2 separate regions of the Homo sapiens genome follow, and region 1 is linked to region 2. A link is a loop called in an ENCODE intact Hi-C map of the cell type or tissue named here. Cell type or tissue: Caco-2. All regions are shown on one strand. Each heading gives the region's core, and the rest is flanking DNA. Links, peaks and the distances in the headings are about the cores only. Region 1 overlaps OBI1-AS1 (OBI1 antisense RNA 1). Region 2 holds the start of POU4F1 (POU class 4 homeobox 1).

Region 1 (16,027 bases), core at 4,343-12,342, 470 kb after region 2:
TTTGTGTGTTCTAATAATTGTTTCATTAACATAAAACTAGTTAAGAACCAAGAAGCTTCAGATCCAGATTCATAATGTCTTTATGCAGTTTTGTTTTGATTTTGCTCTGATAGTCGTACACTGACACATCTTGTGTTCTATTAGTTGTCATTATTATTCTTTCATTAACATACATATGGCTATTGAATGTGGCAGGTTTTCATAGAAGACAAACACAATATTACAGAACAAAATGGTGACCATAATTTTGAAGATCTAGGCATGTTTTTAAGCATTACAAAAGCTTTAAAATAAGCATTGTCATCAGTTCAGTATGGAAGTGGTGTACTAATGAAAGAGCTACGTTAAACTAATATATTCAAGGACTTTTAAGATTAGAGAGTAAGGAATTTCAGAGTAAATTTTAAATGATTCTTAGAAATTTTTATCTAACTAGAACAGATAATTCTGTTGTTCTATATAAATAAATCAAGGAAAAGATATATTTCAGAGGCATTGCCCAGTGAAAATTAATTTTGGAAATTTTAAGTCAGATGGTTGGAGAATGTCAGCCATACTTTAATAGTTTCACAGCAACTTCTTCCAAGCAGAGTTGTACAATCATGTGTTTAAATTAAACTTATCACTACACACTAATAATAATGTTATATTGTCCCGTACTTATCAATTTTCACAACTCTTTCACATTATTTTACCCTTACAGCAACTACATAAGTTAAATATGATCCTTCCCATCTTACAGTAGGAACCAAGGTTCACAGGGGTTATGTCACCCAAGTTGAGTCATCCTGGTATGTGTCCATGCCAAGACTAAAGTATAGATGGTCTAGTTAAAAGACACTTGTCTTGAAATCAGAAAAACAGCTTCACTGTTTATTAATGGAGATATAGTTAAAATCTGATTGCCATGTTTCTCATCTCTAAAGTGAGGCTTCTACCACCCAACATAATGAGTGTGTTAAAATAAAATGTGTGAGTAAAAGCACTTGGCACATTGCATACACACTCAAAAAATATCCTTTATTTCTCCTGGTGTGATGCCTTGCTACCTTCTTTACTTACTTAAACACTACCAAATGGAGGTGGCCATGTGGGTCATGTTTCTGGTAACACCTACAACTGATTCTGTGCTGGTCTCTTTTTATCCTAATAGATTCCTCTGTTTATGGCAATGGTGATCATTGAGAATGGCACTTTGACCATCTCTACTTGGATAACCATAAACCCAAGATTCCTCATACAAAATTTATCTCATTCTTACCCTATTGGTTGTTATTTAGACTTTCTCTTCTCTAATCAGGCCATATCTTCATATAATTCAGAAATTTTAAAACAGCTTTTATGTTTTTTTATTTAATTCTCACAACAGCCCAGGAATACAGGTATCCCTTCTCTCAGTTTGGACTAATTTTATCACTATTATCATAGTCTTAGGGACTCAATCCCTGCTCTCAGTTTGGACTAATTTTATCATTATTATCACAGTCTTAGAGACTCAGAACATTCATACATTTTCACCTCTTCCCTACCTGGTTATCTGAATCCAATTAGGCATGAAGTCCTGTCCTGCCAATTTCAGCTTTGAATTGTCTTTCACATTTTATTCTTTCCGTATATTTCCACTTTCCCTACTCTATTTTAGGCCCTTTAGTTACACAGTTGGACTGCTGTAAAAAACTTTTCAGTTGGTCATTCTGCCTCCAATAACTCCCTATATCAACCTCTTCATGTTTATTCCTAGGTAAACCTTCTAAAATAGTACTTCAATCATGTCATCCCTATGCTCAGGGCCTGAGGGTATCTTCCTGTTGCTTTCAAGACCAAGTCTAAATTCTTTAGCACAGCATCAAAGATCTGTCCTCATTTTTGTAATTTTATCTCCCTGTGTATCCATATGAAATAGGTCTACTGTTATTTCCCAGAAACATCTTACAGTTGTGTAACTGGAATTTTATTCTCATCATATTTCCTTTTATATGTACTTTGCTTCTTCTCTCACACTTTTTCACTTTTCTTTTCTTTTTTTGAAAGAGGGTCTTGCTCTGTTACCCAGGCTGGAGTGCAGTGGTGCGATCTCAGCTCACTGCAGCCTCCACCTCTCAAGTAGCTGGGGCTACAGGCACGCACCACCACGCCCGGCTAATTTTTGTATTTTTAGTAGAGATGGGGTTTCACCATGTTAGCCAGGCTGATCTCTAACTCCTGATTTCAAGTGATCCTCCTGCCTCGGCCTGCCAAAGTGCTGGGATTATAGGCATGAGCCACAGCACCTGGACCTTCTCCCACACTTTCTAAAAGCAACTTGTTCTTCCAAGTCTTATGGAGATCCCACGTCTTCCATGAAGTCTTAACTAGCCAAAAGTGTTTATCTCCTCACCAGTTCAACTGATCTACATAATTTGTTCTGTGGACTATGCATACTTCTGGAGGCACATCGTTCATCTCTCTCTCGTGTCTTAAACTGGACTTTCTGAAACCCTGTCTTTGGCTCCTCATAGAATTAGCTTTTACATATACCTGCAGAGCTATCCTTACTCTGTAGTTCCTATGCTGGGGGGGGAAAAAGAAAAATCTATTGAATTTTGTATCCTCTCCAGATTCTGAACTAAAATGAAGGAGAACACAACTAAACCAACATCTTGGGCCATGGATTAATTAAAAATCTATTTTTGCGGATAACAGAAACCATCTAGGCTCATGAAACCCTTCAGCTTTCTGACATATCTGGAAACATTTTGATATTTATTTTAATTTTATAATTATCAGATGAAAAGTAAGAAAAACTCTCTACCTTTGTTAAGATCTGACACTGGAATCACACAGCTGGTAGCAAAGTTAGTTATCATCTAATCCAAATCTTAATAAAATGTTTTACTCTTCTAAACATGAGACTTCTATGATTCAGAAACACTGCTGTTGAATATGGAAACACAAACTACATAATCTAGATTATATTTTAGCAGAATAAAAACTGACATTATATATATTTTTTTATTCTGCTCTGTTTTCTTTAGTTTTCCTCCCACTTATCCGCTTCCTTCTTCCTTCAACTCCCACACCTGTAACCCCAGCACTTTGGGAGGCCAAGGCAGGTGGATCATGAGGTCAGGAGTTCGAGACCAGTCTGGCCAACATGGTGAAACCCAGTATCTACTAAAAATACAAAAATTAGCTGGGTGTGGTGGCACACACCTGTAATCCTAGCTACTTGGCTACTTGGGAGAAGGAGAGGCAGGAGAATTGCTTGAACCCGGGAGGCGGAGGTGGCAGTGAGTGGAGATTGTGCCACTGCACTCCAGTCTGGGCAACAAAGCAAGATTCAGTCTCAAAAAAAAAAAAAAAAAAAAACCTCTAAGGACTGTGAGTTTCATTAATCTCAAACTCCCATACTACCTAACACATAGAATGTCCCCATGAACACATGCAAATTAAATTGCAAACAACAATGCATCTAGCTAAACAAATAGAGAAGAGACGCTCAATTTATGCATCTTCAAAATGAAAGAAGATTATAAGCGTAAGCCACCGTACCCAGCCTATACCTTAACTGAAAGTAAGGTACTCTCAATTAAGGTATAGGCTGGGTACAGTGGCTTATGCTTGTAATCTCAACACTTTGGGAGGCTGAGGCAGGTGAATCACTTCAGCCCAGGAGTTTGAGATTAACCTTGGCAACATAGTGAAACCCTGTCTCCACCAAAAAAAAAAAAAAAATACAAAAAGTAGCCAGGTGTGGTGGTGCATGCCTGTAGTTTCAGCTACTTGGATGGCTGAGGTGGGAGCATCTCTTGAACCTAGGAAGTCAAGGCTACAGTGAGCTGAGATCCTACCACTGCACTCCAGCCTGGGTGACAAAGTGAGACCCTGTCTCTAAAATAAAACAAAAGAAGGTATAACTCCCTTACAAAGGACAAAAAAATCAAATTTTTATTTCTATCATGTAAACTCTAATTATAAGAGGGAATAATCAGCATCAGGATCTGTTACCAGTATTTTAATTTGTGCCAGAAATTAGCCTAACACTCAGTACTGTCTAATTTATTGAATAATAATGTCATAGATGGTTTGACTGCAGTGCAGCTATTCAAAAGTAAAAGAGAGAATAGTCAATGTAATTACCTAGTCAATTTAAGAAAAGACTCATAATTTTGTGTCACTTAGTTCTCATCTCTATCTTGAGCCGTAAAAGAACCCTTCATTATGTAAACTATGTTAACTATGACCAAAGTGGTTGACGATCCCAGACAAAGTCTATCAGATGAATCCCGATGCTTCCACATTCACTGACTTGCTTCTTCAAGGGTCACTGCTGAATAAAATACCTGGTGGGAATATTTCCAGTAGCTCTATCAAGATCATTTTAAGAATAATTTTAAGCCTGTATGTTAGATACTATTTTGACAAGTTGCTACGGCTTTGCTGTTACCCTGAATGTGCCATTTTCTTCACATCTCTCAAGTGAGAAATCACCAGAGATCTAACCAGTGATTTAGTGTTCATGCATGCCAGAGAGAGGCTTCAATGGTTCGTTAACGTAGGCTGATTCCTACTCCTGCTACCTTTGATTCTGGTTTTAATATAAGCTTCCTATCTGTGTGACTGTCACGGGCATAACCTGAGCACACAGCTGACAGCTGAGAAACCAGAAAGTTATTTTTCAATCATGTATAGGAAGCCTCATTATTTAGACCAAAATTATAATAATAATAAATGTAACTTCTTCATATCACCCAAGTGACTGTCTTGAGTGTTGTTTATAAGTCATTGTCAGCCTGTAAAGATCTCTCTTGTTACGTAGGAAATTAAAAGTGATTTTGTGTTAAGATCCCTTTTATACACTTATATTAAAATTCTTTTTCCAGAAGCGCTAACAATTATTTTGTATGACCAATAGAGAATTGCAACAGTTTTTGTTGTGTTGATACTCAATGACTTATGATGCTGAAAAACTAGTGAGGAAACAAAATAAGATGGCCAAAGCAGGCAATCTGGATTTTATGTATCAAAAACACTTGATGGTATGAGTCTTCCCAAAGAAGCAGTGACTCGCTTAGTGGATAAACCAAGAAATAATGAAAAGGAATAGTGTCATAAAAGATGCCTTTAAAATCCATTTGTATCTTGTCCTCAATAGCAAAGTACTGCTTGGAGTATTTTTGTTTTGTTTTATTTTTTAACAGAAGGGATGAAAAGGTATCTTTTTGTAGTAGCTCAGTGAGGTACCTCAGAAAAGTTGGAAATGAGCCTAAGGCACTAACACTCGTCCAAAGGTCCCTGGCCTAGCAGCACAAGCAGGGTTCCCACTAGGCCCAGCACTCATGAGATTTGCATTAGATCTCTGGGCTTTAAAGCACACAGGCAGCAAAAGATCGAGGGGCTGATATACTCTCACATTTCAGCACTAATTAGATAAAAAAGGGAAGGGCAGGGCATGCACCATTGTGTCCTGGAACAGAGAGAGAACACTAGTGAAATCTGAATAAATGCTGCAATTTAGTTAATAGTATTTTACCAAAGTTAATTTCTTAGTTTTGACAAATGTACCATGTTGACATGAGAAGAAGCTGAATGGAGTGTTAATGAGAACTCTCGTACTATCTTTGCAACTTTTCTCTTAATCTAAAATTATTCCAAATTAAAATGGTAAAAAAAGAGAGCAAGAACAGTGGTTCTTGATTCCTCTTCAGCTACTGGGTTGTGGTTATAGGAGACAGGTAAGAGCTATGATGCAGTTATCACTCAGTAACATATCCCATCAGCACATACAGAAATTATAATACCAATAATTTACATAACTGAAGAAGTAAAAGACAATTGGCTATCATTAGGCTGATTCACATAACCACTCACAAGAGTTTCATTTTCCTATAACACTCTAACCCCATCATTTTGTCTGGAAAAGATAAGCTCTATGCTCTAGGTCACAATTAATTAAATTAATGAAGAGTCCATATTTTATACGAGCCATTATTCAGAACATGATAGGTTCTGTGACTATTTACAAATTAGGGAAAATATAAAATTGACCCTATATGCAACCATTAAATAGAGATGTAATGTTTAGAACATTCAAATTCAACAACAACAACAAAAAACAACTTCCAGAGAAAGATTGAAATTGTCCTGAATTATTCTGTTGTCCAGATCTGCTTTATCATTGCTAGCTGGGGGATTTTTGCAGACTTCTTAACTGCCCTATGCTTCCATTTCCTTACCAAAAAAAATGAAGCTGCTAATAGGATCTGGGTCCAAAGTTTGACAAACAAAAAAGTGAGATAATGTAGGCACATTCTTGACAAAGTAAGCATTCTGTCACTTTTTATTAGGGTTTCAACATCACTTGGAATCCCAGGGCTGTTCACACAAAGGCTGCCTGTAAAAGCAGACAGTACTTGGCCAGGTGCGGTGGCTCACACCTGTGATCTCAACACATTCGGAGGTCAAGGTGGGAGGATTGCTGGACACAAGGAGTCCCAGATGTGCCTGGGAAACAAAGTGAGACCCCCATCTCTAAAAAAAAAATAATAATAATAAATAAAATAAAATAAAATAAAATAAAATAGAAAAAATTGGCTGGTCATGGTGATGGGTGTCTGTAGTCCCAGTTACTCCAGAGGCTGAGCTGGGAGGATAGCTTGAGCCTGTGAGGTTGAGGCTGCAGCGAGCTGTGATCATGCCATTATACTCTAGCCTGACGGAGTACAATGCCTCAGAGTATTCTTTTAAAAGTAGACAGTACACAGACAGACATTGGTCTAAACTTCAGGCCCTGAACTATACTCTGTGTTTCTTTTAACTAGCACAAAACTGCTGATAAATAGGATTGCTGCATGAAGCAAGCCAATACAGTGGGCAGATGTTAGATGAGTTCAAATTACAGCTGAACAAAACTTAAGGTATATTTGAATGCTGAGTTCTTCATATTTTTTCATATTTGTCTCAATCTTGTGGTACTCTGTAAAGCTAATGGTCGCTGATAATGCAATGAATAATTTGCCATTGTAAACTCGAGCTGCAAACTGAATGGATAATCTGTCCACTTTCTGTTGCTTGGGTTAGGCTGGTGTGCCAAAATAGAATATAGAATTTGTAGATAATATATACAGAACTTAAAATTTTAAGATAAAGAGATGATGCCAGTATTCTGCTTGGGACATTAAAGAGTAGGTGTTTGGCTTTCTGGGTGGGTGGACATATGCTGCTCGGGAGGTCACCACTTCCTGAACTAGAGAACCTTCAGAGGCATCTCTAACCTCCAGGGGCAACGTCACAAGAGTTTTACATGCTAATTGGCAGACTCTGAGGTCACTCCCTAAAGCACCACTTCCTTGTGGAATGTAAAGACAGTGTGCCAGGATCAGCCAGACCACCTGTGGGCGGGTGAGGAACAGTACTGGGGTAAATGTGGAGGCACCAGCTCTTAGAGCCGTCTCTTCCCATCCTGTTTGTAGCTGGAATGCACAGCCTTAACATACTATTCTGCTTAATCAATTCTGCCATCTAGTGGCTACTTTCTACCCTACTACTTTTCCTTTCCGGCTTTCCCTGTCTGATACAATCGAGGGACAGATAAGGATGCTCAAAGCCTGGGATGCCAGTTAGTAGTGGGTGGGGAAGAGGGGGAGGGAAATTGCAACCCTCCCATAAGAAAAGTAATCATTGGATGAAAAACAGGAGAGGTTCTTGGGGACTTACCTCCAGAAAACCAAGCATATAGGAGTCATGCTGGGCTATGTGGCTTCAGATCAGCAGAGAGAACAGCAGGCTCAGAGACCACATGTTAAGCAAAAATCCAAAAATCTTCAAAGACCTTCCAATGCCAAAAACCTGTGATGAAAATCCCCCTGGGTCTCAACCACCTTTGAAGGCAGCCTTTGGTTAGCCCTGCCCCCTCCTTTCTCTGAAAGCTGTGTGTGCCCCTACTCTGGGCCCCAAGCTGGTTTTTTTTTTTTTTTTTTTTTTTTTTTTTAAGAAAAAGAAAGGTTATTTGTACTCCTGAAGACATACAGGGGAGAGATGCGATTACTTATAGCTCAAAACCCTTCGCTTTTGAATGCAATTTACTTACCTTATGTCTGCAAACTCTGATACTAATGGATCACCATATATCCTAATCATCAGATTAAGATAATGCACTAATAAAGATACCATCTGATAATTGAGACTGCTGCATGTTTCATATTGCCATCAGAGACTAAGTGTAGAAGTCTTTGGGATGCAGTATTGAGTGAGGAAGTAATTATTTCCATGATTGCTGATGCTTTTCCAGAACACTGATTTTTTTTTAAAAAAAAAGCAGTGAAACGTTTATTTGAAGATAAAAATAAAATTTTGTTATGAACCAGTATATTAGGATTTCTCACAGCATTTCAAACAAACATGGAATTCAATAGGAACTTTATATATTTGTGTTACCACTGACCTGAGAGCAACCTGAAACTTTCCCCAAGAATCAGTATGTTGAATGCTGCAAAACAGAAACCTTTGTAACATTTTTCTTGTTATAAAATAAATGCCAGTTATTGGTGAAACATTCAAGAGACTAGAGAAAAGTATAAATTAAAAAATGATAATCAAAAAAAATCAATATCATTTTCGCTCCCTTGACTTAAATATTGTTGACACTTACATATTTTATACTAACCATTTGATTGCCTTAGTACGAGGCAGTTATTTTTGTTTCTGCTGACTTTCCCTTACGTAGTTTATAATTTTTATTGTGAGCTCATCTTAAGTTGGTATTTTATTATTGTTGTTGTATTATATGATTGTCTCCCCTGAGGGGGTGTTTTGTACCCTCTTCTTATGGAAGACTCTCTATATTTGCTTTTGCAGAATGCCCCAGAGACTTTGCTGGTTTCAGATATTCCATTAGTTTCTCTGCTCAGGAATCATATACAACATGGATGTAAAAATTTGGACTTCAGAGTAGAGGTTTTGATTTCTCCTGAGAGGTTTATTTATTTGCCTATAGAAAAGCTTTCTTAACTTTTCCCAGAACTGTTCTTTAAGAACGGGGCAACCCTGGGAGGCGGAGATTGCGGTGAGCCGAGATCGCGCCATTGCACTCCAGCCTGGGCAACAAAGAGCGAAACTCCATCTCAAAAAAAAACAAAAAAAAAAAGAAAGAAAGAAAGAAAGGAAGGGAGGGAGGGAGGGAGGGCGGGAGGAAGGGAGGGAGGGAGGGCGGGAGGAAGGGAGGGAGGGAGGGCGGGAGGAAGGAAGGAAGGAAGGAAGGAAGGAAGGAAGGAAGGAAGGAAGGAAGGAAGGAAGGAAAAGGAAAGGAAAGAAAGGAAAGAAAAGAAAAGAAAAGAAAAGAAAAAAGAAAAGAAAAGAAAAGAAAAAGAAAAGAAAAGAAAAGAAAAGAAAAGAAAAAAGGGGCAACCCTTCCAGGCCTAACTTTATGTCTTGGGCCTCATGGCATGGCTTCCCTGTTGGATGTATATTTGATTATCAATATCCCAAGAACCAGAGCCCTAATTCATACACTTACATTCTGCCTATGGTTAACCTCCTTGACTCTGCAACTAGACATTCTCCTTCTAACTCATCTTTAGATTTTTACTAAAGCAATATTGTTATATTTTATATAGCATTTCACAAGTTTTAGTGGAAAGTGGCTCACATTGCGTCAGTCTGCCATATTGCTGGAACTCAAGTATTTTCCTGTCTATGTATACTGTTTCATATAGCTGAAATAGTATACCACATCCTCACACCAAATTCTCCCTAAATTAGAGTAAAAAATAAGTTCTGTCATTCAAACCCTTCAAAGCTTCCAGGGTTAAACTCCTGCTCCATCTGTTCTTTTACTTAGAGACATCCAGCACTACCATCTGTTTTGAACATGTTTTATAGTAAGTGTTGTGGCCACTGATAATTTATACTTATTAAGAATCATTATAATATAAAAATACCGAAATGTAGAAATAACTCACTTAACATTCTTACAACAAGGCACTCACCACGCAGTTGTAGAGAGCTGTAGAGTATTATATTGAAATCCATGAACTCAATATTTTAGATCTGAAAACTACCTTAGAAACCATTTGCAGTAACCAACTCTTTTAATTGAGAAAACTAGGCCCTAAGAGTTCAAGAACAACATCCTAAGGTCTCTGCAAAACCTCTAGCAAAATGGCACCAAGGCACTGTGTACTGTTCAGAGTCAACTCAACACTCCAAAGTAAAATAAGTATCCAGATAATCTCCTTGTTAAACTTATTAATAAACCTTAAGGTGACTATCTGGAATGAACAGTTATTAGCTGGGTAGGGTGATGCATGCCTATACTCCCAGCACTTTGGGAGGTCGAGGTAGGAGGATGACTGGAGCCCAGAAGTTCAAGACCAGCCTGGGCAACATGGCGAGACCTTGTCTCTACAAAAAATAAAAATACAAATTTTAGCTGGGCGTCGTGGCTTGCACCTGTAGTCCTAGCTACTCCTGAGGCTAGGTGGGAGGATCCCTTGAGTCCAGGTGTTCAAGGCCACAGTGAGCCATGATTGTGCCACTGCACTCCAGCCTGGGTGACAGAACAGAACCCTGCCTCTAAAAAAAAAAAAAAAATTGTCTATGTAACTTATGACACTTTTCATTTTAATGTTGTAATATGTTAGAGTCCACTCACATTGTCTGTAGTTCTAACAGTTCCATAATTTACTTTTAAAATTTCAACATAATTAATGGAATCCTGACTAATGCCAAATAATAATGGTTTGTAAATGAATACAAACCATTTTGCAGCTACAGGTGTAAATGTTTTATCAACATTTTATTATGTTGCTAAAATCTCTGAATATATGAACCACATAAATTTTTTCTTCCTCATTTTATTCTTTGTTTTACTTTTATGTCACTTGTGTTTCTTTTTTAAGTTTTATTTATTCCAATGTGGATTTTATGGGAACACAGAATGTTTTGAAGGTGGCTTGACAAGCTAGAGCAGTACGTTTTGCTGGAAATGGTACTTTAACCCCTATTGCCCTGCCACAAGAAGATCATGGATCTCAGTGAGAGACGTTTTTGTTCACAAGGATCTCAGGATATTTTATCTTTTCCACCAAGTGACTTGATCTTTTTTTCTAGAGAATTTGAAGATAATTTGTTAAAATTTTTTATTGGTAACTTTTTGTCTGTAGACAAATGTAAAAACCCTGTACACATTTTCCTAGTATGTCAGAAATATAGATGTAATATTAGCAACAAGGTTTAAATAGATTGACTCTTAATTCTGAGTATCTGAAAAGAATACATAAACAATGATTTTCCCAAGGGCCAATGCTAATGTTGGGTTAGAATGACAATCTAAAATTCATTTGGTATTTAGATTAGGGTAGATATTAGTTCCTCCCACAAACACATAACCCCCTGGCAGGCATTTTGAATTTACACTCATTCAAGAGGTGATATTTAAGATGTGATGTTTTCAAAAACTGGCACAAACATTAGATAACTACTATGTCAAAAGACACATTGATATTAAAATGCTACAGGAGGTCTGGCTCTCCAAGCTTTGGTTTTGGTAAGCAGTACATGCCAGATGTTTCAGAGAAAAGCATAAAATCTACATTATGTGCCTAATTGTACTATATTACATAAGAGGGACGGAGATTTTTTCTTTCCCCTGACTGCAGCTGGTGATAACAATATGCCCCGGAGCATGAAAGAATCAGGCACCCTGAATACAGGGGCAGCTCTTCACTGTGCTTCTTCTGGAAGGGTGGGGAAAAATTTTAGCTTCAAAAATCTCCACATACACAGACAATAGCAAATACTCCTAATATAACAAGGTATATGGATAGGGATTAAACTACTCGACCAATCAGAGTAGACCTCTACTGTAGGGAATGAATTGGAGAAAGAACTTGGCAGTAAATCCTATACTATTGCAGATCTACACACTATGGATAAACTATCTCCGTAAGGGGATATGACTGGGACTCCGAAAAGTCCCTGGCATTAATGAGGATCTTGCCTAGTTAAAATATGTCATAGAATTAAGCTGGTCCCAATAGGCTTTTTTTCTCTCATTATGTCAGAGGCTGGTCATACAAAGGAAGGAGTGGAGGAGTGAAAATTGTTAAAATGGAGTAATCACATTTTGCCCTTCAAAACTTAAATCCACTATTGACCAATGAAAAGATAAAAGGAGCAGAGCCTTTCAGTCTTGCTACCTTCTACATTCCTACCTAGAAATACAGTATTTCTATATCAGCAAAGAATACTACCTAGGCATAGGTCTATTACACTTTATTGTACCTTATGCATAATTTTTGGATGTAAAATGTTTGGAGTTACTCTCGCATTTTTCTTCCTGTTAACACCTATCACATAGGATGTCTACTAGGCAAGTCAAATCTTTAGAGCAAATTACATTCCATATACTATATTCAAATGTGTAAGATAACACCTGTCTCCAAAAAGGAATTGGGTTATTACTAAAAGAGATTTATTAAACTGAAGTCTTTTCTTCAAAAAAGTATTTTTTCATTCTAAATCACTATCATATAAAATTATACTTAAGTAAATACCCAACTCCTAGGAACTCAAAATTGTCAATCTCTACTCATTTATTGATTGATAGAATGTAGCTACTTTTTTTTTTTTTTTCTGAGATGGAATTTTGTTCTTGTTGCCCAGGCTGGAGTGCAATGGCGTGATCTTGGCTCACCGCAACCTCGGCCTCCAGGCTTCAAGCGATTCTCTTGCCTCAGCCTCCCGAGTAGCTGGGATTATAGTCATGTGCCACCACGCCTGGCTAATTTTGTATTTTTAGTAGAGACAGGGTTTCACCATGTTGGTCAGGCTGGTCTCAAACTCCTGACCTCAGATAATCCACCCGCCTCGGCCTCCCAAAGTGCTGGGATTACAGGCGTGGCCTCTGCACCTGTCCTGTGGTTACTTTTTATTCTGACATTAAGAGAGAACATCGCAGAGTGAAGACTTTACTTTTAGTACTTCTTTAACAAAATAATTTTGATCAAAACAGTTACAGAATTTTGCAATATCCTGTATGCCATCAGATAGTAATGGAGTCAGCATGATAGACAGAAGTCCTATTTGTCTTCCTGAGATAATCTTTTACCTGTCATTGGTTTACATGTTCTTATGTCTCTTTCTCATCTTTTCTATTTTCCTTCTCTCTAAGTTTTGTCTCATTCTCTTGTACCAGAATCTCCAACTTGCCTTTTTATAAATTTAAAAACTTACTATTAAAGAAATCTGTAGAGTATATACATTAGATTGTAAACTAACTTTTTTGGCAACTTAAAACATGATTTTGTACAAAATGCAAACAACAGTTTTGTGTAATGCTGCCATCTAATGGTGCCCATGATGCTTGACCCCTCCATACTTAATTAAATAATCAATTTAATGGAAGAACAAGATATTAATTAAGACATAATCCTTAGATTTTCACAAGTTTTAGAAAAATCTATATATATATATAATGCATAGAATGAACACTTTTGGAAACAGTGTTTTAAGTTGTTGGCATATTTAAATAGTGGATTCTTTTATAGCTGATTTTAATGTCAATCCAGTTAACTCAGACCATTTAGTTTCATGGTTTATATTCTGATAATTTCTCCCTCAGATAAAGACAAAGACTTTCAATAATTGTCAATCTAGCCATTAATTTTATAATTCACAAGCAGCATACAAATGTATTTTTTTATTGTGTGTATTTCCTGAGGTTTACATAGGGGCTGGCCTTGACCCACAGGTGTTTCCTTTTAAAGAACAAATCTGTGTGTTTTTCAGTTTTGCTATATTGTATGAAGCCATAATCTTAAGGAGGGAAAAAGGAACTGCTCAGCATTAGTCCTGGAGCTGCTACAAGCACACTGTACTGCCTTGGCTGAGATATTTACTTCTCTGAACTTCAGTTTTCTTATTCTTGATTGAGAGAATATAGTAGCTGATTTCTAAGTTTCTATATCGTTTCCAAAGTATGTTATTTGAATGACGTCTCCAACTAAGACGCATGTAGTATTATAGTTTATTTCCATGTTATGGGCACAAAGTTTTTACAGCCATAGCTCTGTTTTTCACCATTGATACAGCTAGAGGTGGGAAATAGTGACAATTATTTTAAAAAATAAATTATATTAGGTTGGTGCACAAATAATTATGTTTTTTGTCATTGCCATTGGCAAGGTTATCTGATACTACAGAGAAAAGGAAGGTTGTCAGATACTGCAGAGAAAAGCAATATGTTTTGCAAACACACATTCACTACAGTAGAGGTCTACTCCAGTTGGCTATTTTAGTCCTCATAAGTAAGTATTATACCTAGCTATTAAGAACACTATTATCCTTTGTTGTTAAAGTAGTCTATCATATTATCTGAGAACATAAGCAATTATAAAATCTTTTTTAACCAAGAAGAAAATATACACAGAATAAATATGAATTAATAAGATTCAAATAATATGTAAGACTATGTATTTCATATAGATGGGGTATGCTATGTTCATATCACACGTGCGAAGAAACAAAAAGGCATCCTAATTATGCTTACATATTACATTTCTGGTCTAGGAGCACTTTACTGTAAGTCACCACAAATATAAAATAGCAGAAAGAAGAAAATAATATACTGTCAAGACAAGTCAGAATAAACACAAGAATACAATAATAACAAGCCAAAATCAGGATCACAGAAGCTCATTAAATCTGATGGACACAGGAAACCGCCCAAAGTACAACAAATAGCCAAACTTGGAACCACATTGACAACATTCTCTAATTTTATTCAAGCTCCTAATTAAAAGACTTCTACTTAAGAAATGAACCTAATATTTTTGTATTCATCTTATAAGGGTCAGTAGTCTCAAACACGTAAAATTATTTCTTAAAGCAACTTACATGTCTTCAGTTAATACCTTTACTTATTAAGAAGACAAAAAAGGAGAAAAGTGACTGTATAGCTTCAAAAATTTTCACACAGGCACACAGGGAGAATCCAGGTTTTATTTTTGTTTTTGGTTTTTGGGTTTTTTTTTTTTTAAGTCTAGTTACTGTGAAGATAACAGAAAAATGCTGGGAAAGTTGGAATTCCAGATTAGGAACAAGTTCACATGCTCTCATGCTTTTTCTCTCTTCTTCCCTCCCTTCCTTTCTCCTTTCCTATTTTGCCTTTCCTTTTGATAATTTTCAGTTATATTAAAGAAAAATTTTAAAAGTTCTTAAGGAAAATATAAAATAAGAAAATCCCATTCATTCAGGCTTCTCTGAGAGCTAAGTATCAGCTGAGAAGAAATACTCAGTCACTCTATAGTCCCGTTATACATCATAAACTCTCACGTATTTATAGTGAAATAAAAATGTTTACTGCCTGTCTGGATGCATTTCCCAGAAAAGGAGAAACCAGTGTCTAACTCAGAGTGCTAGGAATGTTATCTGATACTACAGAGAAAAGAGCAATATGTTTTGCAAACACACAAGTAATAAAATACTTGAGTAAGTTCTGAAAGGAGAAAGGAGAGCTGGAGGGAAGAGGCAGGGCTAAAAATCATTAAGAAGATTTTGGTTATAAACCAGAGCCCGATCTGCACACCAAAAAAAGAAAGAGTCTCAGAATGGTAAGATTAAAGTATCTTAGAATTTGGCAGTCATTAAAAGCACAATTTTGTGTTCTTGGGGTGTTTGTATGTCCTATTGTGCTTTTCTGACCTAGATTAGTCTAGTTACTCAGAACACAGCAGTATAGCTTTGCAATAACATTGCCCCATGGCTTAATTTCCCAATTAAACTTAAACAAATTTCTCAAATGCTCATAAAACCCTTGGTGGTGAGATCAGTGCACCTGAATAGTTAATTATTTGAATGTCAGTCTGAGACATAGATAATTGGCAGCTAACAGAAAATGCCTAAGACCTGAAAACAAAAGATTCTTCTATGGCTGATCAGGGAATAAGTGAATAGATTTACTAAAATGGAGATAAATTTTTTGTTTTTACCCTAAAGAATTGGAAAGATACTAGAAGACTGAAAAATTATTTAAGACCTATAAATAAGA
Region 2 (12,132 bases), core at 3,606-11,605:
TTTACCATAATGTGATGTCATGGTAAATATGGTGGTTTCATAGATTTTTAAATGTATCTATTATGTACACACACTCCAGGCAAAAACAAACAAAAAACAACCCTATCTTATACTAAAACTAAGTATCTTGCTAAGTTAACCTCTATTTCATCTAATTCCTTATTTCATCTAATCCCTTCTTAAAACTTTGTGAACCAAGTACTGTCGTCCCCAGTTTACAGAAAAACAAATCGAGAAAGAGTAATAACACAGCTGGAATAGATATGAACCATATCTTGGAGCTGGGTCTGTGGCTCTAGAGCTTCTGCTCTTCTCCCTTGTGTAATAAAGAATTCATATTTATAGACTAAAGGACAAAGGGCTTTGAAACTTTCCAAGAATTATTTTTAAAGTATTTTGGAAGTATTAACATGTTTATTTTTTATTTTTACATTTGAGACAGGGTCTCGCTCTTAAGCTGGAGTGTAGTGGTGCGAACACAGCTCATTTCAGCCTTGACCTCTTGGGCTTAGCATGTTTCTTTTACAGTAGCATTTAGTTCCTGAGTCTGACTACTAAACAGAAGCTCAACGGTGGGAGTTGTGTGTGTGCCACTTAATAGATTCACACTGACTCTGACATTTAGATTAAGTTAACCTTCCTGTCTTGGTTAATTTCACTAAGGCTATGATAGAAAAAGATGTACTCATGATAAGGAAGCAGACAGTTCATGTTTTTAGAAAAATATCTTTTGACTGCTTAAAATGCTTTGGCTATGGGAATGTGACAGGATGCTAGCAGTTTTGTTTGTTTTTTGGTCATGACTTAGTATTCATCTTTTATTTTTAAAATCATTCCATCCAAAAATGCCAAGTCTTTTTCCTGTTTTATGGAGTTAGCTGACACACAAAAAAAGAACATGGTACAGTAGTTTACAGTCCTTTAATTTCAAGTCGGCTTTGTTTCCCAATCATCTCTTGGCCATCTACATTGGTTTGAAAAGACTACTGAAAAAGACAACTTGGTCTTGAGTCTATGATGTTTCAGGAACTTCTTGTTTCTACTTGAATGGTTTTCAATGATTCAAAGTGAAATACATACACTAGATTTCTCCCCCTTTTGTGCCTTTGGATGGTATTTGTAGAGAGAATCAAACTGAGATTAACTGTTTATGGGATGTACTTTATTAGATTAGAAGGGTTTCCCAGAGCCTCATAAGAAGTTCTTTCATTCCCATTTGTGGGAGTCCTACAACACAGCTTTGGCCTATCACGATGTAACCTGATCCTTTTAATAATACTTGGCAGAGAAAACCTTTTAAGCAATGATCTGAGTGCACAGTGAACATTTATTGCCTAATTCTCGGAACCCCAGTCAGCTAGGAAGCATCTGTGAAGATGCAGATTTCTTTACAGAACCCACCTGGAGTGCAAGTTAGGGCGATCTTCAGTTTTATATGACTGAGACAGTCTAGAATGCCTTGAGTTGCAGCTCCACTTCAGAAACAAGGCAGATTCTTAGGCCTGCTATGTCTTTTTCTTGTCATTATCCTAGATTCTAAGTGTTGTGTCTTAATAAGGAGCAGACCTTCTCTAATAAATGTTAGCTTATTGGTGTGTAGAAGTGTGGGCCTTATGTGACGTTTGTAATTTGGGGATATAAAGATCCTTTTCCCAAGAGATATGGCTTGGCCCTTTACTGAGACTTACTGGGAGGTGGGAGGATGCAATTCTAATGCATTTTGATACTTACATTATTTGTGAGTAGAAAAATGCCCCTGTTGGGGATAGCGTGGAGCAGTGAGAAAGTCTGGCGTCTTCACAGACCTGTTACTCGTACTGGGTCTTGAAGGGTGAATAAGAGTTCTGCGCAGAAGAGGACACCTCTCCTGTGTGTCGGGCTGTGCTGAAGGATACGCCTATTTAGCCTGTGTCTCAGAAGAGGTGCTGAAGAAACCATTCCTTAACATCAGGGCTCCTATTTGAAAAAAGTTTTCCCGGATTGCTCCAGCCTGGGTTTACACGTTTGGCTTTGCTCCGCCTCCTCTCGGAGTCCCCAGAGGCTCTTGGGCTTGCCCCAACCTCCTGAGCCGGCGGCCTGATGGCGAGACAGTGGCTCCCTGGGCGCTGGAACGTTTAGGCGGTGGCGAGCTGGCCCATCATCTGTCCATTAAGACGAGACTTGACCTTTTGAGGGCAGGAAGGGGCGACCTCGCCTAACCCACCGGGTCATCTTTGTGTTCGGGTTGGGGAGATGGGGTCCGGCCCGCCAGCCTCGGCTCTGAGCCCTCTTCTGTCCCTGGGATTACAGCGAACTCGGCCTTCTCGGATTCCCGCCGCCGGTGCCCGCTCTTCCCTTCCCCTCTAGCCCCCACCGGACCCCCACTCCCCAGTCTCGGGAAGACAGACGCGCCCTAGCCCTTCCAGCCCGATTTTCCCACTTTCTCGGGGGCGCTCCGGGCTGGTCCCGCCCAAGCTCCACCCGAACGGCCCGCCCTGCGGTTTCCTTTCATTTTATTATTACTCGTGAAACCTGGCGATTAAGACGCGAAACCAACAAAGAGTTTTCTTTCCACCTTAACCTTGCACACAATCCTTTAACAAATTAATTAATCCTAATGAATTAACACTTCATTTATTTAAACGCGCTACAGTTCATGAATTAAATTTTCATGCAGTGATTAAAGGCTGTTAAAATATGCATGATTTCGTTAAAATTTTATAATAAATCAGGGCAATGTGTTACATGACAAGGCAACTATTTCCCAGTCCCTCGCAAGGGGCTTTGATTTGTGCGGGCGGCGGGAAGGAGGGGCGGCTGGCGGCGGCGCCGGCGAGCGTTGGAGCCGGGTGACAGGACCCAGCTCCGCACTCTCGGGTTTGGACTCGCGTCCTTGCGGTTTTCTCCACAGCTTCCAGACCCTTTTGGGGATCTTGCTCCTGGAGGCAGAGCGGAGCCTGCGGAGAGCGACAGGCACCCGCTTCCAGGTCCTCGGAGCCGCGCTTGTGGGGGCTGGGGGTCCCCTGCTGCCCATTGACTACCTCCACCCCGAGCGTCCGTGCGTTCTGGTGGCAGCAGACGGCAGGCGGCTATCCGCGGAGCAGGAAGGCGACAGAACTTCCTATGTCCTTGCGTGGGGTCATGGGCAGGCGTGTCTGTTGTGGAGTTTCGTTTGTTTGTTGTTGTTCTAACCCAGGACCTGGAAGCCCCTTCTCTGATCAGCGCCTTCTTCCAGCTTTGAATGCGGCAGGGCCCAGGCGGGGCGGGGACGTCTCTGCTCCTCCTGGGACCTAAATCACAGGAGTCCTTGGCCACGTTCAGCCATAAGACATTATTCACTTGGGCTGCGAAACTCCTGGCAACTATTAGGCAGGGGAGGCCCAGCCCCTGTTGGGACAGAGACGTAGTAGTCATGTGTCACCCGTAGGGCTTTCACAAGGTAGGTGGGTTTCATGTCCACGGAGAGATCAGGGTGGAGATATGTACATAGGTCTATATCTATAGATATAACGCCAAGAGTGACAATAGTCAGCAGTGAACTTTCCTGGGACGCATCATCTGGGTCTCTAGGTCATCAACGACATCTCAAGGTGGTCTGGTTAACGTCCAGGAAAATGTCCCCAAGGGAAGTTGCATTTAAATTAAACGACCAGACGAAAGAAAACTATATTTCCCACCAGTTTCCTTGAGAACCTCCTCTGCCGGTCCCAGCTGGAGCCCAGTCTGAATGCCTTAGAAGCAGAGATGACGACGGGCCCCAGTACCGCCAACCACTCCGGGCCTTAGGGACCAGAGGAGGAGAGAGGCCGAGGGAGCTCCGCAGTGCCAAGCAGAAAGGGAGGACGACGGTCTCCGGGAAATCTCCGAGCCTAAGCGACCCGGAACGTGGCCCGGAGAACTCCAACCTCAGCTCTGGGCTGGGTCCCGCGGGCCTCGGAGGGCAGGCCACTGCCCGGGATGGCCCCCAGTGAGGCCAGCGAGGAGCCCAGTAGCTATCGCCTGGGAGGTAGCGGACCAAGATGCGCGACACTGGGATCAAAGCAGCTCAGGCATGACCCTGGGAAGGCGGCCCAGAGGGGAAGCGAAAGTTCCACCGTCCTTTCTCCATTCCTTCCTCCATTCCACCCTTCAGTGTCAGAGCCCAGGGCGCCGGGACAGCCCAAGGGCAGCCCCTGTTCTGAGACCCGAAGATCTTACCCATATCCTGCTCCCCTGCTGTCTGCCCTTTCACATGTGCTTAAAACAACCTAAGTGGCCTCTAAAGCCAGCCGACCCTGGGCCCTGGGGGCTTCTCCTGCATGCAGGGCGCTGGCTGCGTGGTGAAATGTGCCTCCTTTCAAACTAAACAATTGCCTACGCACAATGTAGCTCCCCGAGTCTGCGAGAAACACAGCTCCGGCTTCGGCCACCAGAACCCAAGGTGGCCGGGCCTGCAAGTGGGGCCCGGTTTCCAGAAGGAGCGAGGGGCCCGGCCCCCCTCCCCTGTATACCCACTACCGCCACGCACTTATGTCGAAGTCCCTCAGACCCGATCCTGAGTCCCTAAACCCCAACAGACAACTCGGGTTCAACCCCTCGGAGGTGAGAAGGTGGGGCGAGTAGTGGCTGCGGAGTCAAATACTAACTTTCTCCGCACCCGGTCGGAAGGAGGATGTCAGTGCCCAGGTGGGCAGCAGCTATCAGGCGCGCTCTCCAAAAGTGGAGGATGGGAAGTTGGCGGTTCAGGTCAAAGGTGAGGAGCGTTCACCCCAGACAGTGCGGATCCTGGCACAAAACCTCTCCCGCCAGTCCTCACGCCAACCAACGAAGGTCTGCTCCCTTAGGTCGGGAAAAGGGCGCTGCCAAAGGAAACGGGAAGTGAGGCCTGCCAAAGGAGGAGGAGAAAATTAATTAATGAGGGAAAGAAATGTGTCTCTGATCCACATGATAGACTCCCTGTCCCTGGGGGCGGAAATTCCTTGGAAATCAATAGTTGTGCATTCATTATCCTTCTCTTGATAAAATGCAAAGCTATGAGATGAGGAGGAGGAGGAGATCTGTGTTGGTCATTAAATAAGAAGGAAAAAAAATTGCCCAGGAATCTATGCCAAGGCTCAGACCCCATGTGGGTATCATTAGCACAGGCAGGGGCCAACGAGTTACAGCAGTTGCCAAACCAGGAAAACAAAACAGTGACATATGGGTGAGCTGAGCCCAAGCCCACCACCTTTTCCTTTTACGCATCAGGAGGAAAGTAGGGAGAGGCTTGATATGGTCCAGGGAACTGCCTGCAGATGTGCCAGCATGCCCTATTCTTTAGCCTGGGCTGAGAACCAACGAGGATGAGGCATGATAACTGTCCAAGCATCACCCGCTCCATATTTCTATACACATCCCTCTCATCACACCTGTTATACCTGTGTCATAGATGCCTTTTATCCGTGGCTTCCCCACGCACATACACTGTCACCTCCTGCAGGGCAGGTACTCATATTGTATACCTCATTTTATCTCCAGTGTCTTGTACTGGGCCAGACTACCGCTCAGCAAGAATTTGAGGAAGGAAGATAAGGTAGCAAGTTAATGAGGGCGGAGTGAAATAATTGGCTCCTGAAAAAGAACAGGCTGGAATAAAAATTTACAGCTCTGCCTGGGGAAAACACACCCCTCCTTTTTAAGGAGAATGTAGACCCCCCCATCCCCCCACCCAGGGATCTTCCTGCAATCTCCAACCAGCCCTGGATTGTTGAACAGCCCCTAGGCCACCACCCCTCCCCCAGGCTACCCGAAACTGGCCTCTCTTCCTTCCTACACACGTGTTTTTTGGTGGGGTACTTTTCCTGTGACAAACTCTGCACTAAGTGCTATAGTGAAGATGGATGTATCCTAGATGGGCTTCCTATCCATGGTGGGAGGGGGAGGGAGGATTGTACCCATAGCCCTCATGTTTCTGGTCCCATCAAAACACCCAATACCCCAAGCAAAGATCTGGCCTCACCCCAAGGTGGGGTATTCCTGTTGTCGAAAGAGAGGTGAACAGGGAAGGAAATCTTGGTGGGACTAACTCCTAACTTCAGGCTAAGGTGGCATCTCTCCGCTGGGTTTAATGGAAGCCTCCCAGGGTTGGAGGGTGAACCGAGGTGCCTTTTGGGTACTCAGGAGCTCACCTGGCTCTCAGAGGCCCCACCCGGCCGCAAACCTGTACTGTTTACCTTTCTGTTGCTCCTGTACCCTTCAGGGTCCCTAAAGACCAGCGCTTCCTTGAGAGGGGAGGGGCAGGTTCCAGGCCCTCACCCTCTGTGGGGGCCTTTTCTTTCCCGTCAAGAGAGAGCGCAGGGAACGGCCACCAGGGGTGTCAGGAAGGACTAGGTTAAGCCCGGACTCCCGGTGTGATGACTACCGTAGGACTCACTCTTTCCCTCTAGCGACGTCCTGCTCATCGTCCACTCCCCGTTGAGATAAAGTTGCATTTAGCGCTCCCAGGGGACTGCGTAATGGATGGAACCAGCTCCTTCTCTCACCAGCAAGTGAACATCCTTCTCACTTCCCTCTGGAGCTAGAAGGAAGGGAGGGGGTGGGGGGGAACATGAAAAGAAAGAAAGAAAAAGCCATGGTGACGCCTGTGGGCTCTTCTTGGAATCTGAGTAGGTGAGTGGGTATGCTAAACACACATGCATTTGTGCAGAGGAAAGATAAAATCCACGGGAACGCAAATTTAGGTTTATAGAAATGAGATCTGCTCTTTGGTGGAAATACAGACTTCCTTGGTGTGGGAGAGAACAGAAAGATTATCTGATTTCTGCTTTCCATAAGCAGCCCCTTGCTGCTCTCCAGCTCTCTTACCGCAGATGTGATAACATCTGGGCTGTTAGGTTATTATCACCGCGAGCAAGTGCTCCTTCCCTGGGGACTTTGGCACCTGAACTGTGGCTCCCCTGGGAGGCTCTTGATCTGCTACCACATAAGGGCCATATAACAGGTTGGCTAATTGATTTATTCTTTTTAGGTCTTAATTTCACAATAATTTTTTAAAAATTTAAAAACTGGACCAGAGCTTGTCCCCGTTCTTTCAAATTGGCTTGATTTAATATTTTTGAATCAAGCTTTCCTGTAAGTTAGTTTGATCTGTCTCCTATTGAAAAAAATATATATAAGCAGGCAGAGATATGAGGCAAAAAGCCAAAAAGATGGAAGGGAAAAGAAAGTTCTCTTTTCAACATCTTATTCCCTTTTCTCTGAAGCAGTTTTCCTGGAGTTCCCAGCATAAAGTGTGTGTGTGTGTGTGTGTGTGTGTGTGTGTGTGTGTACGCTGAGGGGAGGAAGGATCCCAACTACACCCTGTTAACTGTTTTTTCCTTTTGATTACTAGAAGCCTTAGATCACCCGGAGCTCGTTTGAAACGTGGGTTTGTACACGGTTGAAGGAGACAAACAATAAGAGAAATGCACAATTTCATTTCAACAGCTTTTCCCGAGTAGAAAGCACACGCTCCTTGTGGCTCCTAAGTGGCTGTCACTGGCGGTGCCTGACACAGTTATATTCACAACAACAACAAAAAAGTATGCGGAGGAAATTAAATTATATGGAAATCAATAGCGTCTGACTGCTTCAAACAAATGTCTGTCACCGCGATTATTCTCCAGGAACCTATTTATAAACCTTTAAAGAAACAGGTTCTTGCAGCAAAAGACAGCACCTTCTGCATTTCTGTGTTGTTATTTATACTGTATACAGAGGAATGCGCGGGCATAATTTAACGTAGAAATGTCCAGCTGTATACATTATACAACAGCTTGTTAGGCATCCCGAAGAGGAGGAATGCCTAAGTAATGCTCATATATTCAAGGCTTGCTATCAGGGAGAAGAAACATACACACATACACACACACGCACGCACACACACACACACACACACACATAGAGGGGCGTGCGCGCATCTCGTCTTTTTTATTCTAAAAGGTGCCCACCCTTAGACAATAGCTGGACCTTCTGATCTTTCCAGACCACGGTGGGAAAGGTGAGGCGGGCAGTGCGCATGCCCGGGTAGCTACAGGTGCATCACCTGCGCTGTCCTTGCTGGTGGTCACTATAAGAGCGGCTCCCACGCGCTGGTCGCGGCCGGACGAGCGCGCGCGCGCGCAGACGCACGGGGCCGCCGAGAAGGAGAGCGCGCGTCAGACAGACGGAGACAGCTGATGCCTGTCAGCGCGGTGGGGCCGCGAGCTCTCGCGAGAGCTCCCCGGGACGGCCGCGAGAAGTGGGGCTCAGGTGTTAGAGGAGTGCATCCCGTCGGCGCGCGGGGCTAGAGCTGTCGGAGAAGCGGGACCGCGAGGCCGGCGCGCGGCGCTCTGCGCGGTCAGAGGGAGCGCCTGGCAGCAGCAGGAGCAGCAGCAGCAGCCCGCGGCGGGGCCGCCGCCAGCCGCCGCGACCGCCGCGGCTGCAGCCTCCGAAGGGAGGCCGGGTGAGCCGGCGTACGCACTTTCCCGCGGACTTTCGGAGTGTTTGTGGATATACATGCCAAGCCGCCACGATGATGTCCATGAACAGCAAGCAGCCTCACTTTGCCATGCATCCCACCCTCCCTGAGCACAAGTACCCGTCGCTGCACTCCAGCTCCGAGGCCATCCGGCGGGCCTGCCTGCCCACGCCGCCGGTAAGCGCCCCACGCCCGCGGCCCCGGCCCGCGCGCCCGCCCCTCCCCGTCTCCGAAACGCTGCATGTCGGGGGCTGGTGTGTGCAGGTCCCGGTGCGGGGAACTGCGGGCAGGGGGTGTAGAGCAGTCCCGCAGCGAGGCACGTTTTGTCCGGCGGCCCTTAATGTCGTGTTCCTGTCTGCCTCTGCCTCCGCGTCAGGCGCCTGCGATCGGAGTAGGGAGCGCTGGGGCCAGGACTCTCGACTTCCCTCTACTTTCTCTGTTAATTTCACGCCTCAGAAAGGCAGTCTCTGTGCGTGCTCGGGTGTGTGACACGGGTCCCCAGCTGCGAGTTACATTTCCATTTCTTCTTTTCCCTCTTTTTCGTCTCCCACGCCCGTTTCCGGAATGTGTTCTTGTGTCCCCCTTTCTCCCTACTTCTGTCCCCCTCTCCACGCTCCCATCCCTTCTCGTCTGCCCCCTCCCTGGTCGTCAATGTGCCCCCTCTCCGTCTTTCCCGCTCTCCACTGCCCCCAAACCCGTTGTTATTTTGGTTGCTTTGTGTTTGCCCTTCGCATGCTGTGCTTTCCGGCCTGTGTGTGTGTTTCTTCTGTTGTTTTGTTTTGCTCTTTTGGTTTTGTGGTTTTTTTGGTTTGGTTTGTGTCGCCTGCAGCTGCAGAGCAACCTCTTCGCCAGCCTGGACGAGACGCTGCTGGCGCGGGCCGAGGCGCTGGCGGCCGTGGACATCGCCGTGTCCCAGGGCAAGAGCCATCCTTTCAAGCCGGACGCCACGTACCACACGATGAACAGCGTGCCGTGCACGTCCACTTCCACGGTGCCTCTGGCGCACCACCACCACCACCACCACCACCACCAGGCGCTCGAACCCGGCGATCTGCTGGACCACATCTCCTCGCCGTCGCTCGCGCTCATGGCCGGCGCGGGCGGCGCGGGCGCGGCGGCCGGCGGCGGCGGCGCCCACGACGGCCCGGGGGGCGGTGGCGGCCCGGGCGGCGGCGGCGGCCCGGGCGGCGGCCCCGGGGGAGGCGGCGGTGGCGGCCCGGGGGGCGGCGGCGGCGGCCCGGGCGGCGGGCTCCTGGGCGGCTCCGCGCACCCTCACCCGCATATGCACAGCCTGGGCCACCTGTCGCACCCCGCGGCGGCGGCCGCCATGAACATGCCGTCCGGGCTGCCGCACCCCGGGCTGGTGGCGGCGGCGGCGCACCACGGCGCGGCAGCGGCAGCGGCGGCGGCGGCGGCCGGGCAGGTGGCAGCGGCATCGGCGGCGGCGGCCGTGGTGGGCGCAGCGGGCCTGGCGTCCATCTGCGACTCGGACACGGACCCGCGCGAGCTCGAGGCGTTCGCGGAGCGCTTCAAGCAGCGGCGCATCAAGCTGGGCGTGACGCAGGCCGACGTGGGCTCGGCGCTGGCCAACCTCAAGATCCCGGGCGTGGGCTCACTCAGCCAGAGCACCATCTGCAGGTTCGAGTCGCTCACGCTCTCGCACAACAACATGATCGCGCTCAAGCCCATCCTGCAGGCGTGGCTCGAGGAGGCCGAGGGCGCCCAGCGCGAGAAAATGAACAAGCCTGAGCTCTTCAACGGCGGCGAGAAGAAGCGCAAGCGGACTTCCATCGCCGCGCCCGAGAAGCGCTCCCTCGAGGCCTACTTCGCCGTGCAGCCCCGGCCCTCGTCCGAGAAGATCGCCGCCATCGCCGAGAAACTGGACCTCAAAAAGAACGTGGTGCGGGTGTGGTTTTGCAACCAGAGACAGAAGCAGAAGCGGATGAAATTCTCTGCCACTTACTGAGGGGGCTGGGAGGTGTCGGGCGGGACAGAATGGGGAGCTGAGGAGGCATTTTTGGGGGGCTTTCCTCTGCTTGCCTCCCCTCGGATTTGGAGTGTCCGTTATCCTGCCTGCATTTGGGGAGTCCCTTCTCGCTCTCTTTCCTCCACCCATTCTCTGATTTTCCTGCCTTTGCTGTCCCCTAGCCTTGAGGACTGGGGTGCTGGGTGTGGGGATTGGAGTATAGGGTAGGGGAGAAGGGGGGGAGCATTCGGGGGAGTGGGGAGTGGGGGGAAGGAAAGCGGAGACCCGAGCAGGGGTTTTAAGGAGCAGGATGGTTCTGGGGTTTGGGTGGGGGGAGACGCGGGAAGGGTAGGAAAATGGACTGTTTCTGACCAGAGACACTTACCTAAATATCCTGGGGACCAAGGAACTATGTACAAAAACAAACCTACCAACCACCAAAAACTAGACAAATAAAGACAAACTAAAACAAAACAGAACAAAAGCAAAGGAAAATGCTTTAGAAATTTTAACTCCGGGGAGCCATAATCTGCAACTTCATTTTCCCCCATAGAAGAGAAAAAAGAGCACCACCATTATTACCACCTCCCCAACCCTACACGCACGAACTGAGTCGAAAAACGAAAACCAAACGAGCGAGAAGTTGAAGTTCTGGGTATCAAAGCTAGTTGTTCTGTCTGCGTGTTTAATTTTTCCCTCTCTCACCTCCACCCCATCCATATCCTCTTTATTTCCTCCGTTCCAATGAGAGGCCTATGGCTGCTCTCCAATCCCGGGAAGTGAGTGGGAGCACAGCTGAAAAGAGAGGGTCAGGGGGAGGCTGGCTGCTTGCTTAGGTGGAATCCAAGTTTTCCCGTGGCCCTGCCTATACTCTGGTGGCCTGGTCCTGTTGGGGTGGGGGTCTTTGGAGAGAAGGGCATAGTCTTTGAGCTACTAAAAAGCAGAATTCCGGAGCTTCGAGATATCTTATTCTAGGAAAATGAAACAATTTTAACAACAGTTTTTTTTCCTCTTATGTCGAAGATCTAGTTTTAGACAATTTCAAAATAAGCTTTTCCCACTCATAGAACTTTAACTTGCCCTTTCAGTTTTATCTTTTTTTTAGAGAGAGGTTTAAACTACTGATTTTTCCTGTTGATTCAAATAGACTAATGGGGTGAAAGTTATTAGGAGAGATACTCTCTCCTGTTTTCTCCACTGAACGAGACTCATCTTGCTCTTCTAGGTCCCGTTTCTTCCTCTCTTGGAGGACATGAAATTATAGAAATGTTGAGAAGTTCCTGCTTTCTTTTGCGGTAGGACTTGGCTGTGAGAAAATCACCTAAATCCCAGAAAAGAGGAAGACAGATTTAAAGTGCCCCCACCCCCATTTGTTTCAAAGAGGTCTGCATGTTGGGCGAAAACAGAACAACTGTGTTTCCTTTTACTTGTTCTTATTATTCAAGAGTCATTTATTACAGGGGATAAATGTTGGGTAGCAAGAACTTTAATTTGCACTACCAGTCTCCCAAATAGAAAATCATGTATAGTATTTCATAGTAATAATCAGGTACCTTACAAGCTGCTGGTGGATTTTAAAAAATTAAGATAGTTGAAGGTGGTTAGGTAAAATGCCTGCTTTGTGTACAAGATACTCTTTGGATCTCTCGTAGAGATGGTTTGTTACCATCCTTTAATCATAACTAAAACATTGAAAACAGAACAAATGAGAAAAGAAAAAAAACCTGCCGAT

Evidence for each region. Hi-C counts contacts between places; a loop is a spot of excess contacts. Peaks named below come from ENCODE experiments on the same cell type or tissue, not always from the same donor. Only the 100,000 strongest peaks of a DNase experiment are listed, where the experiment ranks them.
Region 1: it touches region 2 in a loop (7-fold over the local background); 3 of 110 quality-filtered maps call a loop at or near these places.

What each region holds. Positions count from the first base shown.
Region 1 is chr13:78,129,306-78,145,332 of GRCh38, reverse strand. All of the region lies in intron 1 of OBI1-AS1 (OBI1 antisense RNA 1), which reads right to left. Among named protein-coding and RNA genes, the nearest start is that of OBI1-AS1, 82 kb to the right of the region's middle. In Caco-2, for the core only: a CTCF peak has its summit at 7,486 (motif pointing left); DNase peaks (open chromatin) are centred at 6,392 and 7,402.
Region 2 is chr13:78,599,683-78,611,814 of GRCh38, reverse strand. It overlaps POU4F1 (POU class 4 homeobox 1), which reads left to right and starts at 8,263. Exons shown (of 2, transcript NM_006237.4): 1 at 8,263-8,611; 2 at 9,264-12,132. The coding sequence starts at 8,489. The coding sequence ends at 10,400. OBI1-AS1 (OBI1 antisense RNA 1) reads right to left here. Exons shown (of 6, transcript NR_047001.1): 4 at 6,371-6,514; 5 at 4,605-4,843. RefSeq lists enhancers at 3,474-4,333, 4,334-5,195 and a silencer at 8,313-8,472. In Caco-2, for the core only: a CTCF peak has its summit at 6,323; DNase peaks (open chromatin) are centred at 6,334 and 8,184; H3K4me3 peaks cover 2,057 bases.